Linked DNA regions of Mus musculus: region 1 is linked to region 2. Evidence: chromatin contacts called from ENCODE Hi-C data. All regions are on one chromosome and are shown on one strand. The core of a region is the stretch at or near the end of the contact, and the rest is flanking DNA. Distances in the headings are between cores, read along the strand shown. Region 1 overlaps Ccnt1 (cyclin T1). Region 2 overlaps Senp1 (SUMO1/sentrin specific peptidase 1).

The links. Hi-C counts contacts between places; a loop is a spot of excess contacts on that map.
Region 1: a map of T-helper 1 cell shows a loop between it and region 2 (4-fold over the local background). The contact joins two enhancer-like sites. A Hi-C loop is called at or near these places in 2 of 37 maps with a recorded cell type or tissue (T-helper 1 cell and T-helper 17 cell).

The regions. Positions count from the first base shown.
Region 1 is chr15:98,553,431-98,559,043 of GRCm38, forward strand. It overlaps Ccnt1 (cyclin T1), which reads right to left. Exons shown (of 9, transcript NM_009833.2): 4 at 1,171-1,231. Among named protein-coding and RNA genes, the nearest start is that of 9330020H09Rik, 11 kb to the right of the region's middle. Within about 2 kb of position 2,659, at least 1 of the 3 ENCODE cell types and tissues checked has a DNase peak (open chromatin) inside an H3K27ac peak, as active enhancers do.
Region 2 is chr15:98,073,698-98,079,101 of GRCm38, forward strand. Senp1 (SUMO1/sentrin specific peptidase 1) reads right to left here. Exons shown (of 18, transcript NM_144851.5): 5 at 2,853-3,012; 6 at 2,112-2,283. Among named protein-coding and RNA genes, the nearest start is that of Gm25668, 6.6 kb to the left of the region's middle. Within about 2 kb of position 1,555, at least 1 of the 3 ENCODE cell types and tissues checked has a DNase peak (open chromatin) inside an H3K27ac peak, as active enhancers do.

The DNA.
Region 1 (5,613 bases), core at 1,409-3,908, 480 kb after region 2:
TTTTTTATTTTTATTTTTTTATTTTTTCAAGACAGGGTTTCTCTGTGTAGCCCTGGCTGTCCTGGAACTCACTTTGTAGACCAGGCTGGCCTCGAACTCAGAAATCCGCCTGCCTCTGCCTCCCGAGTGCTGGGATTAAAGGCGTGAGCCACCACAACAGGCTAGATTTTGAGTTTTTAAAGCCAACTTGGCTACAAGGTGAAACTGGTCTAAAAACAACAAAACGCGCACGGGGGGGGGGGGGGGGGGTGCGTACACACAAACAAAATGCTATTACCTAAACACATTGTCAAACCAAAACAGTTTATAGGAGAATGAGTCTCCCCCCCACCCACCACCTTTGTCATTATTTATCAGGTTAAAAAACTGCCAAACTAGCCAGGTGGTGGTGGCACATGCCTTTAATCCCAGCACTCCGGAGGCTTAGAGGTAGGTGGATCTCTGAGTTCAAGGCTAGCCTGGTCTGAATGACTCTCTACATATAAACTCTCTTGAAAAACAAAGCCAAACAAATCAAAACCAAACAGAACAATCAGATAAATCATAAACCTTACAGGGTTGGAGAGATTGATCAGCGGTTAAGAGAACCAAATGCTCTTCCAAAGGTTGTGAGTTCAAATCCCAGCAACCACACGATGGTTCACAACCATCCTTAATAAGATCTGATGCCCTCTTCTGGGGTATCTGAAGACAGCTACAGTGCACTTACATATAATAATAAATAAATCTTAAAAAATAAATAAATAAATAAAAATTAAGGAGCACCGACTGCTCTTCCAGAGGTACTGAGTTCAATTCCCAGCAACCACATGGTGGCTCACAAACATCTGTAATGAGATCTGACACCCTCTTCTGGGATGTCTGAAGACAGCTACAGTGTACTTATATATAATAAAACTTTTTTTAAAAAAATCATAAACCTTACAATGAGAAAATTTTTTTAAATCTTGACTAATAGCTGTTTCAAGGGTCACCAAGGACCTAACACTGTGAAAAGTGACCAGGGTTAATGATCTGTCTCCATTTAATGAGCCCCACAGACATTTTTACCCAGGAACAGACACTTCCCAAAGCCTTCACAAGATTTTCTCCCATCTAACAAACTTTAACATGAAATCATTATATCCCATACATATTTTTTTCCTGCTTTAAAAAGGAAAATTAACTTACCTAAGGTCTGCAAAATTATACTCTCTAAAATCACCAGATCTTGAACTTGTTGTAGGTAAGCCTAAGAAGGGGAAAAAAAACCCAGAAGTTACATCCAGCAAAAGGATGTAAATAACTTTAAAAACAAAACAATCAAAAGTCTGGATAGAGGCCCCTGAGCAATGGCTCTGCAGTTAAGAACACTTGCTGCTGTTGCAGAAGACCTAGGTTTGCTTTCAAGAACTCACAGAAAGCTCACAGCCATCTGTAACTCCAGTTCCTGGGAATCCAACACTCACTCCCTGGCCTTCCCAGGCACGTATGCAGGTGGTGCCCTACACTCATGTAGGCAAATAACTAATGCACAGAAACTTTTAAAATCTTAAGGAGTGGTAGAATGGGAGATAAAAGGTAGTGTTAGAACTGGAATATATAGTCTTTATGTCTATCCCACTCAGGACAGAAAGGAAAAGCCCCGAACATCAAAAGATAACACTTTACTAATGGAAGGCTACCAAAAGCACAACTGCATTTATTTTCAGGTATTTTAAATCTTAGAAGTCAGATAATCTAGACATGAGAAATATCACACCTCTAAGAATCGTCACATTTCACTTTCAGATCTTTTAACAGTGCTATAAGAATCTAACTAATAAATATTTGACTCACATTCAATTTTTCTCTTAATTCTAAAAATAAATTCTGGAGCTCAAAGGAGCTGGGCATATGAAATGGATCTCTGTGAGTTTGAAGCCAGCCTGTATGTTGCTATGTATTGTAATGCGAAATTCTGTACCCACCAAGAGTAAATTCTCACATTTACTAGCTTTGGTTATGCAAACCTTGTTCCTTAATCTAAAACTATTGGTCAAATAAAATACTGGAAGGATTAGAGGTAGATAGATTTGTGGTTACCTGGTTAGGGGAGTAGAAAGAGAAGAACGAGAGGAGAGGAGGATGTCACATGAGGAGATGAACCTAGCACGTGGCTAGGAGGAGAACAAGTATTTGGGGTACACTTTTAGGGAGGTAGCCAAGCCAGCAGTTAGAAAGTAGATTAGGGATAACCCACCAGTAATTGCCAAAGCTAAATAAAATAATCATAGCCTGAGCCTCATTATTTTTACGCTAGTCAGGGATAAGCTTAATAAATTGGTTGTCCTAAATATGGGCAAACCAATGTGGGGCAAGAACTCACTTAGACTCCAAGTTTAGATTGCAGGTATACTGGGTAGAGTCACACACTCCCTGCAAACACTGCTTAGGGACCAGCTAGACTAAAGCTCCCCAGGAAGGCTTTGCTTGCACTCTGCATCTGCTGAGAACAACATACAGGATGCAGTTCTTCCAAGAGCTGCTCTGAAAAGCCAGCACTCTGCTTGGTGGAGAGCACGGCTACTGCCAAGGTCCAGAGTTAAAAACAGCAGCCTAATCTGGGCCCACTGAGTCCCCAGCCCAGTGTCTGGTAAGAGGCACCAGCCCAACCAAGCATGGCAGGGCACATGGGCCAGGGACCACTGGAAGATGTCCAGGGAAGGTCTAAACCCTTGCAGAAGCACAGCCGGTGGAGAGGCCTGGCCAGTGCTGGCAAAAGATCATGAGCCTTGAGCTAGCTAACAGCTGGGATGAGGCTTCCGCACCGTAAGGAATAAACTAAAAAGTCCCAAACTGATAAGGTATTGAGCTTAAACAATAAAAGGGAAACTAAATGTTTTTAAAAATCATAGAAAGAAATATTTAATTTAAATATAAGAAAATAAAGTTCTTAGGGAGAAGTTTCAGATTAAGTGTTTCTGCATTCGGGATGGAGGGAAACACAATGCCTCACACATTGCGTCTAGATTGCATATGATCTTGCTTTGTTCATCAGCACACAAATGGCTGTTTCTTTCAGTGATAACAGTTTTGTGTGTCTTCTTTTGGAGAAATCAGAATAAGTCTTGAAGAAAGAAGAAACTGAGAAACTAGATACTAAATTGAAGATCATAAAACAGACAAGAAAAGAATCTTTAAATCAAAATAGGAAACCCTCAGAGGAATCCAAATTGGAACATTCCACAGGGGCTTAAGAAATTAGAATGGCAACCCATAGAAATATAATATATTGAATTAAGACTCCAGATTCTGCTTATTGATGCTACCTTAAAACAATGCCACATAAGAGATTGTGTTTCATTTATAGTTTGCCCAACTGAGATATGTACACGTTGATACATCATACAATTGATACATGTTAAGAGTTCTAGTGGACTTATGCCTGCGTTCTGAGGGGGATGATTCTGGGATTGCACATTCATCAGAGATGATGGCTGTCTTGGATCTGCCTTTACAGATTAAAACTGATGATGCTCTGACATATAATCCCATTAAAATACAACAGTTTTATGGACATCATGGCATGAAGCCTATTCTGGATGTAGTTTACAGTCCTACAGGACAAGCCATTATAGAAAGACTTAACAGGGCCTTGAAGGAAAGGCTCATAGAACAGAAGGGGGAAGGTGTTATGATTTGACTATGAAATGTCTCCTGTAGTCTCACGTGTTAAAGGGTCCAGGTACCAGGGTAAAGAGTGGTTCAGCAGTGAAGATGTTACAAGGCTGGGAACCTGAGTCTGATCCCAGGAACCCAGATAAAGGGAGAAAGTTAGGGTGTGGCGGCTTTCAGCAGGAAGTAATTGGATCACGAGAGCTCTCACCTCAGTGGATTAATCCAGACGCAGTTATAATCTGATGGCATTGTTGGGAGGTAAAGGAGACCAGAAGGTTGGGCCTTGGAAGTAGGTCACAGAAGCACACCCTTCAAAGAGTGCATCTCGTCCCTGGCTATCTCCTGTTGCTCTCCCCACCTGCTCCTTCCTGGCCATGATGCTCTGCCTCATAGGCACGGGACCAAAAGCAATATAGCTAAGTAACCACAGGTTGAAATCATTGAAACTGTGAACCAAAAGGAATCCCTTCTTCCCTTAGATTGTTTGTTTTTCAGATGTTTCATCAGTGATAAAAAGTGGATAGCAATGCTTGCTTCTGTAGCATATACTAAATTAGAATAAAGAAATTTTCTAAAAATAAAAATACATAAAATTCCATTTATCTTCTTCACAAACCATGATTCCTACACCCATAAAAGACTTAAATAACCTAGTAACAGAAATCTGAGCTAGGTGTGGTGGCACACACCTTTAATCCCAGCACTCGGGAGGCAGAGGCAGGCAGATTTCTGAGTTCAAGGCCAGCCTGGTCTACAACTTGAGTTCCAGGACAGCCAGGGCTACACAGAGAAACCCTATCTCGAAAAACAAAAAACAAAAAAACAAAAAAAAAAAGAAAGAAATCTGTAACTTTTCCTCAATTATGGGTGTTTGAATTCTCAACATCTCTGATCACTGACTTCTCAAAGCAGAACTGGAGAGATGGCCCAGTAGTTAAGAACCATAGTGCTCTTCAACCCAGCTCACTACCACTTCTACCTCCAGCTTCAGTGGATCCAAGATCTCCGCCTCTATAGACACCTACACTCACAGACATATACATATTTAATTAAATACATAATCTTTTTTTTTTTAATAAGTGAAGAAAATCAGGAGTCATCCTTTTTTACAAAAACCAAACTATGGGTGTGTTTTTCTTCTTTTAAGACACAGGCTGTCAGTATGTAGCCCTGGCTGCTCTCAGACTTACTATATAGACTAGTTTGACCCTCAAGGAGACCCACCTGCTTCTGCTTCCTAAGTGCTAGGATTAAAGGCATCCAATCCAGCTTGGGGAAAAGGCTTTGCAATAGAATTTTTGCCTAGCACTTTCTGAGGTCCTAGATTCAACACCTAAAGTCAACACAAATACACAAATACACACACACACACACACACTAAGGAAGCATGAGCAAAAATAGAAGAACTGCGCATACACACTGGAGGAAGGACCAGAGCACCTATGGAACTGCAGTCAGCAGCATTCGTATCACAGAAAAAGGGGTGAACTCTAGTCTGAAATACTTTTTTTTTTAATTTTTTTTTATTATTAGGTATTTTCCTCGTTTCTGAAATACTTTTTAAGACCTTGAACTCCTGACTTGAAGAAATAAAAGTATGAACTCTGACAATGACCATGTGTTTCTCAGCCTTTTGGCTAGAATCAAATATAAAATAAATACACATCAATCTTGCTACTTCTAGGCATTTGGTTCATTTTCAGACTGATATTTAAGTATGGCCCTTTATCATGAAAAAAAATTTTCCACAACAAAACTTCACCTTTAAAAAAAGCTCAGGGGCTGTTGAGATGGCTCAGTGGGTAAGAGCACCCGACTGCTTTTCCGACGGTCCAAAGTTCAAATCCCAGCAACCACATGGTGGCTCACAACCACCCATAATGAGATCTGACTCCCTCTTCTGGAGTGTCTGAAGACAGCTACAGTGTACTTACATATAATTAAAAAAGCTCATAGAGGGCTGGAGAGATGACT
Region 2 (5,404 bases), core at 305-2,804:
GGAACACTATCTGCTCTTCCAGAGAACTTGGGTTCAATTCCCAGCACCCACATGGTGGCTCATAACCATCTGTAACTCTAGCTCCAGGGAATTAAGATTCCCTTTCCTGGACTCCTCAGGCACCAGGCTTGCACATAGTGCAAGTAGACTACTTGTAGGCATGAAATAAAAATAAAATAAGACATTTAAAGAAAGGAATCTGCATTACCATGCTCATAGCAGCAAAACTCATAATAGCCAAGTTAACACATCCACCTAGTTTCCATGAATAGAGTAACAGATAAAGAAAATATGATATACGGATACATAGACACACACAGGACTTGTTATTCAACTATAACTTGTGATCAGCTGCTTGCAGAAAAATGAACAGAACTGGAGATCATCATGGGAAATAAAGCAGATTCAGAAATACAAATATCATCTTTTATCTCACATGTAGACTTTAGATATGGAGTAGGGGTGGGTATGGTGGTTTATGCCTGCAGTCCCACTACTTTGTGGTCTGAGACAGGAGGACTGCTACAAATAAAGCGCATTCTGGGCTACACAGTGGTAAGGCAGGCCAGGGTACACAGTGGGGCCTTGTCTAAAAAAAAAAAAAAAAAACAAAAAAAAAAGGAACAAAAAACAAAAAAAAAAAAAAAAAAAAAAGGAAGGGAAAGGAAAGGGAAGGAAAGGACAACAGGCTAATTTGACAGAGGAAAAGGACCCAGGCAAGAGAGGGTCACTAGGAGCTTGTATGATCATATACTTATACGCATGTATAAAAATGTTACAGTGAATCTCATTCTTATGTACAGTGAAAACATACTAATATAGAACAGAAACTATCACATAGGAAGAATACTTAAAAAAGGTTAACTTTGGTTTCAAGCAGCTTGGTCAACGAGGGAGTGTTTGGGACGATTAATGGTGTGCAGCTTCTAAAACGAGCGACGCTCCCTGCGATGAGGAGGTGTTCTGAGGGTGAACACTGGCGTGATGACTGTTACAGTGTTCTTATGCTCCTGCAGCTACACCCAGGCTCATCACACACAGGGTAAGTCTATTAATAACCTCATGGGACTGACTTCTGCAATATTAATAGACCTGCTGTACCATTTACTAGCCAGGTGACTTTCTTCTCTCATTTGTAAGGTATGAATATAAACTCACCTTTACCTATTGTACGAGGTCAAAAGAATTATTCAATTATTTAATATACTAATAGAAAGAGCACATTAAAACACAATCTCTACAGCAAACAGCTACAATTACCAAGATACCGAGTTAAGATGCAACTGAACAGATGCACGCTTCCTGCTGTGCCAACTGTCCACTATCTCAGTCTCATCCTGTCGGTTACGGAGAGAAAAGAGCAAGTCAAGCGGCAGCACAACAGCCTCCTCTGAGAACGTCCATGACCTCTACGATCCTACTCCTAAGGAAAAGCAAGCACACTTAACTCACTCACAAAACCAATCTGCACGTGCATGTGTAAACGTGCAAACACACGTGTGGAGCCGTGGGTGCTGTCCCTTGAGAAGCTCTTTTTGAAACAGGGCCTCACTGGCCTGAAAGTCCCCAGGGAGACTGGACCAGTGAGCCGCGAAGGCCCCGCCCCGCCTGACACCTGGCGGTCTCTGCCTCCCAAGCGCGGGGATTCTGAGCAGAAAGCACCTTGCCTAGCTTTGGATGTGGATGCTGGGAACTGGCCTACAGCCCTGTCTTTGATGGAAAGCACTTCACTGACCAAACTATTTCCATAGCCCCTCGCTGGCTTTCTAAAAATAATTTCTTTTTATTGTATAGTTTGTTTTTATAATTGATGAAAACTGTAGCTAGTAAGAGATATTCTAACAAATCAAATTTATTAAAACAAAACCTGCTGAGTGAAGCTCATGGCTTTACTGAAGACAAGAACGGTTCAGCAGGTGGTGAGACAGCAGGAGCAGAAAGCAGTAGGAAAAAGAATGTTTTCCCAGTCCTTGGGAACTTAGAACAAAACTTTATAAAGAGTCACGATGGGGAGACCAGAGCGGACTAGGTAAGTACAATGGTTTAGGAGCACGCAGCGGAGAGCGTGACAGGCCGTCTCCTTGGCGTCTCTGGCTGCAGCTTTTCCTTACCTCTTCTGCTGTGCTGAAATGTCGCCTCTGAGTTTTCTTAGGGCTTAAAAGACTCCGACGACATGACCCACTCCAGGATGGACTTGGGGCAGGCTTAATGGGAAATGACTTTTCATACGCAGACATGTGGCAGTGGTGATTGGACTTGCCCACAAAGGTGTTTGATAATCCACTGAAAAGAAGTGTGTAAGGAAAGTTACAGTGATGACTTTTACTTCTCAGAAATAACAAAAGCAGGGCTGGAGAGGTGGCTAGTGGTGAGGGGCACTGGCTGCTCTTCCAGGGACCTGGGTTCAACTCCCAGTGTCCACAAGTGTAGTGACATTTCTGCAATTTCAGTTTCTTTAAAAACCACAGAAATAGAAGAAAGTGCTTTCGTTTTAAACCTCAGGTGTGGGATCCGGGGCTGCTTCGCAGCAGCTGACCATGGTTTGCCTCGTGCTCTAGCAGAGGCATGGTTTTGCCAGCTGCAGATGGTTTCTGCAATTGTGTGATGTGTGGAATCCTGGGAAGTCTCCATAGGGTATATAAATGCTAGGGCCCTGAGGGGCAGAGTGGGTTGTTGGCAGTTCATGGGGGTTGCTATCACTCAATTCAGCCCAAAGGAAATGGATTTGCAAATTTTGCGATGGCTTAAAGCCCTGAAATGGTTCTCATTGAGAATTCTAATGTAGCACCTATGTTGTAGCCGTTCCCCAGTACCTGAGGAAGGGTTTGAGAAGTAGGTAGACCAAACCTAACCTTGAGGTCTTCCGGGTTTCGAGGCAAAGACTTCGGCTATTTCTTGGTTTTTGTGGCGCTGAGCCTGACGCTGGAGTGGAATTTCTCCATTGTCCATTTGCACTTTGACCAAAGGTTCTTACGTCACCTGAGCCAAGGAAACTGTCTGAGGAAGGGTTATCTAAAAGAAAATGAAAGTTTCAGTAAGTTGAACAAATAACTAGATCTAGGCCTCTTTATGATTGCAACCATGTTCCATCATTGCATTCCAAAGTAACGTAGCATATCACCATGCCTCTCATGGAAAAGATCCCAGTCTCAACTGCCAATAAATCTGCAGTAAGGGAACGTCTACAAACTATAATCGATTCAGCCATACTAACCTGAAAATTGATGAAGGAGCTGAAGCCTGCCACAGCCATGTGCCTTATCTGCATCAATGTGACTCCGTGGTGTCCACCAAAAGTCAACATTTTACCCCAACTATATCTTGCAAGCACTCCCAGGCCTGGGCCTGAAAGAAGGTAGGCCAGACCAGTGAGAAAGCAAGTGGAGGGCCAAGGAGATTGTAATTCAAATGAACAACAGTTATCGCTTAACAAGCCGCTGGTGTCACTCCCTCCTTGTAATTAGCATTAGAGAATCTCTCAAACTGCTGCTCACACCGGCTGGCTTATGGCAGGAACGACCCACTGTAGACCTCTGGTTCTAGTACAACCTTCAGTTTCTTAAAGCCACAATCGTAACATAGATCATCAATAATCCAGTGGTTGCTACTATAGTCAGACTGAGGATCATTTATTATTTTAACTTTATGAACTCTAGATTCTAAACTGGAATGACAGCTAGGAGTAGAGTAACTTCTATGCCTTCCTTTCTCTATCAGGAGGACCAGATATGTTAAACCAGCTCCCACAAAATAACTTCCGACATTAGGCTATCAAACTCCTTGGCACGTCAGTGGACTAAGTAAAAGTGGTAACTCTCTATTCCCAGAACTTGTCTTAACTAACAATATTCTGAAGCTCTCCTTTCAAAGAACATTAACACAGGACTTTGCACAACAGTATGCATTCGTGTTATGAAAGTACTTAGCATGGGTATGGTGATACACACCTGTAATCCCAGGACTTGAGAAGCTGAGGCAGGACAATCACAAGTTTAAGGCCAGCTTTGGCTGCAGTATGATTGTCTCAACACACGCACACACATATGCATGCATACACTTGTCTTTTAGTACTCTATCCAAATAAAACACCCTTCAAAAAGAAGGCTCCTTAAGCAAAGCATGAAACAGATTTGGGGTAAACATAAGGGGGAGAAGAAGCAACCCACAGCACGGCTAGAGTCAAATGATTCACTAGTCAGCGCAGTAACTAGGCTGACAGAGTCAGTAAATTCATTTTCAAAATGAATTAGAACTTTCTTCCTCTATAGTAAATATGTGGGCTTAACATATGTGATTATTGTTACTATAAGGATAGATACATGAAGCTACTGAACAGGAGTCTCAGTAAGAAACCCAGAAAACAATGGTTGCTAAATGCAGAGACGTAACAGTAGAAATAACTGGCTTTCACACTGCTTGCTAAACGATCTAACTAAAAACATGTATTTGAGGAGGAAATCTGTTAAAAAATACAAATTATCCTGACCGATGTGAAATCTGAGATAAGTCAGCACAGCCTTCCTAGAGCACGAGAGCAAGGCTTCAGCTCTACAGGGCTGGGGAAAGCATTGGCTCCGTCCGGTGGTTCTATCCCCAGCCAATGACATCACTGAGCAAGCCTCTAACTGCTGGCGGGAGTAAGGGACTAGTAAGAGGCTGCAAATCTTTTGTTATTAGTAAAATTTAAGTATTTTGTCATCACTAAGAAATTAGAGCTAGGAAGCCAGAAACAAGGTAATTTATCATGTGCTCATACATGATACATACAAACCTAGAATACCCTGAAAACGTAATTGTGGTTATGTTCTAAGGATGAAATGACTGAGTGCTTTTTTCTCCAAGTTTTCAGCAGAAACAGGCAGTACTTTCATGAACATAGTAAACTACTAAGAACAATGGACTCCACTATTTAGAGGATGTCTGCTCACCTCCCCTCAAGCTCCTTCTAAAAGATAAAGAATAGTGTGTCAGGTAATCATGCACTGCGGCAGGAACCCACTGCTCCCCTCTTATCACTGGGACTGATTCATTACCGCAGTGACACACGTTACTACAGCACACTACATAAACGTAACCCACTACATGTTAGCTTCCTAACCTAACCTATGCTCTAAAGATATTGATGCACTTAAAGGATTAGAAAATTCTTTTCATCTCAATCTTTTTTTGTGGCTCTTTGGGATTAAAACACTTTAGATTTCTTCCATTGTGTTCTTGATAAGCCTGGCTCTTAAAGGAAAGTGCTGCATTTATGCTTTGTAAACAGTTTGGACAGAACTTCCTTACAATAGTTTAATCTCGAGCAGACTTGAGAAGCAGTTTTGCATGGCATTATTCAGAGTTAGGTCCAATAGATTCTACAATCTGGACTTTCCCATTTTCATTTCCTCTTGGAAGACAAGAG